Linked DNA regions of Homo sapiens: region 2 is linked to region 1. A link is an interaction called in ENCODE POLR2A ChIA-PET data of the cell type or tissue named here. Cell type or tissue: OCI-LY7. All regions are shown on one strand. Links, peaks and the distances in the headings refer to the core of each region. The heading gives the core; the rest is flanking DNA.

What was found. ChIA-PET counts read pairs that join two places held together with the same protein. Peaks named below come from ENCODE experiments on the same cell type or tissue, not always from the same donor. Only the 100,000 strongest peaks of a DNase experiment are listed, where the experiment ranks them.
Region 2: POLR2A ChIA-PET joins it to region 1 with 6 read pairs; 2 of 35 experiments call an interaction of 5 or more read pairs at or near these places.

Annotation. Positions count from the first base shown.
Region 1 is chr4:85,716,502-85,719,324 of GRCh38, reverse strand. All of the region lies in intron 2 of ARHGAP24 (Rho GTPase activating protein 24), which reads right to left. Among named protein-coding and RNA genes, the nearest start is that of MIR4451, 4.6 kb to the left of the region's middle. In OCI-LY7, for the core only: no CTCF peak of the experiment used is centred there; a DNase peak (open chromatin) is centred at 1,794; H3K27ac peaks cover 611 bases.
Region 2 is chr4:85,997,918-86,000,740 of GRCh38, reverse strand. ARHGAP24 (Rho GTPase activating protein 24) reads right to left here. Exons shown (of 10, transcript NM_001025616.3): 10 at 1-262. The coding sequence ends at 19. Among named protein-coding and RNA genes, the nearest start is that of MAPK10-AS1, 120 kb to the left of the region's middle. In OCI-LY7, for the core only: no CTCF peak of the experiment used is centred there; no DNase peak of the experiment used is centred there.

The DNA.
Region 1 (2,823 bases), core at 315-2,814:
AAGTACCTTTTCCTGCTTTTTATCATATCTAGTTTTCTCTGGCCTATAGATCCCGTTTCCCATTTTGTTTCCCTACCTTTGAAGTAATTTTTAAAAAATTGCTAGATACTTTGAAGATACTCATTGTAATAAAGACCTTTTATTACATACATTTAATCTATATGGTTTCTACATAATGTGGTAAAAATAATTGTTTCAATTAAGAATTTATTCTACTTACTGAAATGACTTTGTGAAGTAATTCATTTTGTGATTTATCTCAGTTTTAGAACATAGCATCTAATATTCATTTTATCCACATGTGTATTTGTGTGTGTATGTATAACTCCTGTTTAGTTCTATATCTTCAGGTTCTACTTAAGATCTTGAATTGTACATGTGCCATATAAGTTGAATTCAAGCAACGCACTAGCATAAATGCTACCTCCTTGAAATCTTAAGCTATCACATTTTGTAATTTAAAAACTCCAAGTAATGCTATCCTTTGTTGTCCTTTTTGTATATGTGAAACAGCTACTTCTGGATGAAATTTTTATTAACATTTTCTTATTTGACATTATATAAATTTTATATTTTGACAAGTTTTTCAAACAAATTGTAACATAAAAATAGTAGTTTAAATATCAACAGACAAGGCTTAGGGCAGGATATGCTGTAATTGACAAACATTTACTGTGGTTAATTTACTAAGTCATTCAGTAAATAAAATAAAGTCCTTTAACTGAAATAGCTAACTTGATCACATTGTATGGAAATTCTGTAAAGTCCATAACTAAGGGAAATGTCTTAATTGTGATAGTTATTTTCAAAGTGTTTAGCAATATTTATAGTGTTGAAAATGCAGGTAAACAAACAAAAATCTCTAATTTACCCACTACAGATAACCAATGTTAACACCATATAAATTCTCCCATACTTTTACGTGTTTATACATGTGTGTATAAACATACAGAGCAATTTTCACAAAACAGTAATCAAAATAAAAAGATATTTATTATCTGCTTCAAAACTTAAAAGTCATGTATTGTTGTTATGCCAAGTGTAGTCATCTACATCATTTTTAAAAGCTGAATTATATAGTACTTGCTTGAGTATACATACTTTAACATCCTCTACTGCTGTAATACATTTATAATTTTTGTCTTATAAGGAACATTTTATGTTGTAAAGAACATGAAGAACATCCATGAAGCTAAGTCTTTGAGCTTCTCCCTAATGTATTCCTTTAGGGCAAATACCTAAGAGATAAATTAGTCATTAAAAAGTATGCACTGCTTGTTTGTGTGAGTTGGTTAATTCTTCCACAGCTGCTCTAAATTAACCAAAGAAGCAACGAACTAATAAATAAGTACAAGTCAGGTGCCCAATCTAACTCGAAAGTAATATGTTGACAGACTACCATGTGTCAGATATTATTTCTTTAAATATCTCAGGTGATGTGAAGTGTGTGAAAGAAATAAATAATAAACTCTTTGCTCTCAGTACAAGAATAACACAGTACATAATTTTAAAACAAATGAGTGTGACAGTATTTAGAAAATCAAGTAAATATAATAAAAGTTTAAGAACAGAGTGTCATAAGGGCAGGCTGATTAGTTAGGAAAAGTATATAAAGGAAATGGTTTTAAGAGGAAGGTAGGGTTTTAAGATTTAGTGGCCAAGGGCTAATCTTTCAAAGTGGAGGAAATAACATCAACCAAAGCAGAAATTAGAACCATATGTGCAGAGTACATTACAATAAGCAAAAGACCCATGTGGAGGAATAATTAGGAAGTGAAGATTGTTGGTTACATGTGCTGAGAATGTGTTGTAGAAATTCTAAGCCTAGGCAGAGGATGTTACACTTGGTATCTGTAGCAGCTGAGAGCCAGGGTAGGTTCTTGCGCAAAGCAGATGGAGATTTAATGATACCACACTCTTAAAAGTTTGTTATCATAAAGCAATTAATTTGATATAAGAGGGTAAGGTCAAGAAACGTGTTGGCAGTAGAAATGGTATACATTTGCATTACAGATGCATTATTATATATTGTTAAGAAACATGTACAGAAACTAGTCATAGCTTAAACAGGAAACAAAGAAGGAAGAGTAAAAGATGACTTCAATTTTTCTCTATATCTAGAAGAGTATTTCCCCTGTTAGAAATGGGAATTAGGAAGATTTAAGCTCCATAAGGCCCATCCCCATGCACTTGAGCCAAAACCATGTGATATTTTAAAATTCTCTCTTAGTAAATACGATAGATATTCTCTGTTTGTTCCCCCAGATATTCTCTCCACTCCTCACTCTATTCCATACTCTAAGAGATTAATCTCTATAAATTCCATAAACCAAGCTCTCTTGATCTCTGGCTTCAGGTTAGGTTAGAGAGGCTACTTCGGGATGTCAGAAGAGCACAAGAGAGACAGGTCAAGATATTTATTCACCTGTTTCCTTCCATGCTAGCTGCAACATGGTCCTACTTGTATTGGGCTAAATCTTAAAGTCACCGGCTTCCCCAAATTCCAGTAGAGCTAAGAGTGGTCAGGGGTTCCTCTCTGTTTTTCACCCAGGGGTGTTTTACCTATCCACTGGTTTTCATTAACCTTTCTAACACTTGGTAAATTTTTTTTTTAATCACACACTGTTCAATTATCCCTTTTGTGACAAAGCTATCAATTACTTGCTGGAATACTGAGTGACAAAAGAACCAGGGTGCAAGTGTCTTGAGTTTTCTAAGTAAGTGCATGTTATCCCTTGATGTTCAGTATGCCTCATGGCAAACTTTGGATGATCAGAGAGAAGAGGCTCAAGTACAACAAGGAAATGGAACCTTTTTGATAAG
Region 2 (2,823 bases), core at 310-2,809, 280 kb before region 1:
CAGCAGGCGAAAGCAGGCTCACTGAATCCATATTGTGTTTCCTCTCTCGGTTCTCCTGGGTTCCACTGTCAGTTCTCCAAACGTGGAAAAAAACTGCTCCATTTCTTTCTGTAGCATGTCATTTCTTTTCTCGGCATCTTCTTTTGCTCGCTCGGCATTTCGCATTTTTATTTCTATCATTGTGAACTTTTTCCTCTCCTGATCCAGTTCATCATGGAGGCTCATCATTTCTGTTTCCAAAGTCAAGTTTCGCTGTTCTAAGCTACAAAGGATGTTGGGGGGGGTGGGGGGTGGGGACGCAAGAGTAAGAGATAAAGTGATTTTATTCACTTGAAATGCAAGAGACATACAAATATTTTCTAAACTCTTTATGATGCTTAGGAAATTGGAATAAAGCCCTTTCAATGATTTAAAGGATGTAATTTTGTTGTATTATTTTACTGTTTGCTAAGATGATTTACTGTCACCTTAGTCATTAGGTCCCAAGGCCTCTCTTGGAAGCAGCTGTCATTTAATAGTAAATAAGTGAATGCCAGCACAGATAAGCCAGTAACACATGCCGGGCAGACGAGGCAGAAAGCTTCCTGGACATTAAATTGTAAAGTTCACTACACTAAATGCAGCAGGAAAGTCTGATAGTTAACAAAAAAAAAAAAAAAAGAGGGCAATAACATTTGCCTTCTATAAAAGGAAAAATAGTGATAGGAAAATGTCATTGTTGGTTAAGTTCACTGCTAAGAATGGGGTTTTTGGCAGCATATAGAGTCCCATCTTATAAAAGAGTACCCAAAGTAATGAGCTTACATTGATACGAGAGGTAAAGATCACATGTGTTAAATAAGCACTGCATCTCATATTTTGTAAAAATAAAGCCCATTCCTTTCCATCCCCAATTCTCACTGCTTCCCAAGTTATTAATATAGCTCTGGGCATAGGTATTTTATATCTCTATAAATTGATAGTTGTTTTGTATAGCTTTTGGATAATTGTAGAATTCGCAGTAACGTTTTTAAAAACAGAGACTGTTTTCTCCATAACCACTAAGATCCAAATCATATACATATATTATTCAAAAGAGGGGTATTAAAGTTACATCTTTATTTAAGATGTATCTTGGCCTCGGCTGACTTTTTAATTTCTCCTATTCTGAGCAAAAGTCCCATGGGACTCATTCAAACTTACCATACCACTGAAATTTGAAAGGTTAATGCATGTGTAGCTCTCAGATATCTGATTATTTTAATAACAGTTTTTAAATTAAAATCTCAATTATGTTTCTGCTTTGAAAAATTTGATCCCCACATGTTGATATTTCATCCAGATAATAAGAACACTTAAAAATTAATCTTCCTTCTCTTTGTAAGCAACTAGAATTTTAAAAAATAATACTTCATATTTTGTAATCCTACATCATTTAGAAGGCTATTTTAAACATATGACCACATTTTTACATGAAAAGTTGGTACTATGCTGGTTTCCACTCAGAATTATTCTACAATATATTCTCTTTGTTTTCCAAAGCTATTTTAGAGCCAAAATTTTGGAAGAAATTGAAATTAAAATACTGAGAAGGACAACCCTTACAAAACAATATATTGACACATTTGTATGTATCAGGTGCTTGTGGGAAACTTCCAGGAATGAAAAGGACTAAGTTGAATACAGAAGAAATCCCTCCCAATGCAAACATATAAAAGTGCTGGAAAAGTTTTAAGAAATATATTTTTAAAATACATCATCAAGGTTAAAATAAAACAGCAGCTTCAGCCATCAGAACCAAGGAAGAAACCGAAATATAGAACAATAAGTAGAAGCACACGAAGGATATTAGTCTTGGATAGAGGCCACAGAGCTTGGGTCTAGGTTTTTCTTTTTCACATGGGGACAGAAGGTGAGGCCTCCAGTATTAGGCAGGCAGAAAACTACAAGTAATTTAACTGAGAGCTTGGAACATTAACTGTTTTTATGAAGAAGAGACTACAAAATCTCCAATCATGGGCCTGGGGAAGTATCAGAATTGAATTAGCTCATCAGAGTATTAGTAAGCTACAAAACAGGTCTGAGAAAAGTTACCTAGAATGCCTCAAAAATGATAATTATAGAAATTTAATATGGAAAAAAGAAGTTAACAAAGACAGAGGATAGATTAACAAGGTCAAACATAGCTTAATAAGGGTTCTGGAAAGAGAAAATTGAGAAGGTGGGAAGATGAAATAGACAAAAAGATGATGAAAAAAATATTCCAGAATTGTAAAGATGTAAGTTGTTAGATCAAATCATCAAACAAAGTTTGAAAGTTAAATAAAGGAAAAGACATATCAGGAAGTTACTAATCAAAGGAAGATGGTAGGACAATATTAATATCAGAAAAAATAGAGTTTCAGGTAAAAAGCATTATTACAATGAAAAATAGGCACTAATTAATGATAAAAGGATCAATTCTTCAGGGAGATATGAACAACTCCAAACTTCTATTCACCTAGTAGTAGAGCCTCAAATTGTTCAATATAAAATATGACAAAATTATAAAAAGAAACTGATAAACTCAGAATACTGATAGGAAATTTTAAAGTATCTTTCTCAAAAATTATTGATATAGCTGATAAAAATGAGAAGAAATACAGAAGCTTTGAATAGCCTGATTAACAGACTTGATCTCTTGGTCATATATAGAATCCCAATCCAGTAATAAGGGAATAGTTTTAATAGACCAAATAATTAATATCATCCAGATGAACTTCTCTGACCACAATACAATATTTCCTAAGAAAATTGTTAGAAACTAGCTGAGTGCCATGGCTTATGCCTGTAACCCCAGCACTT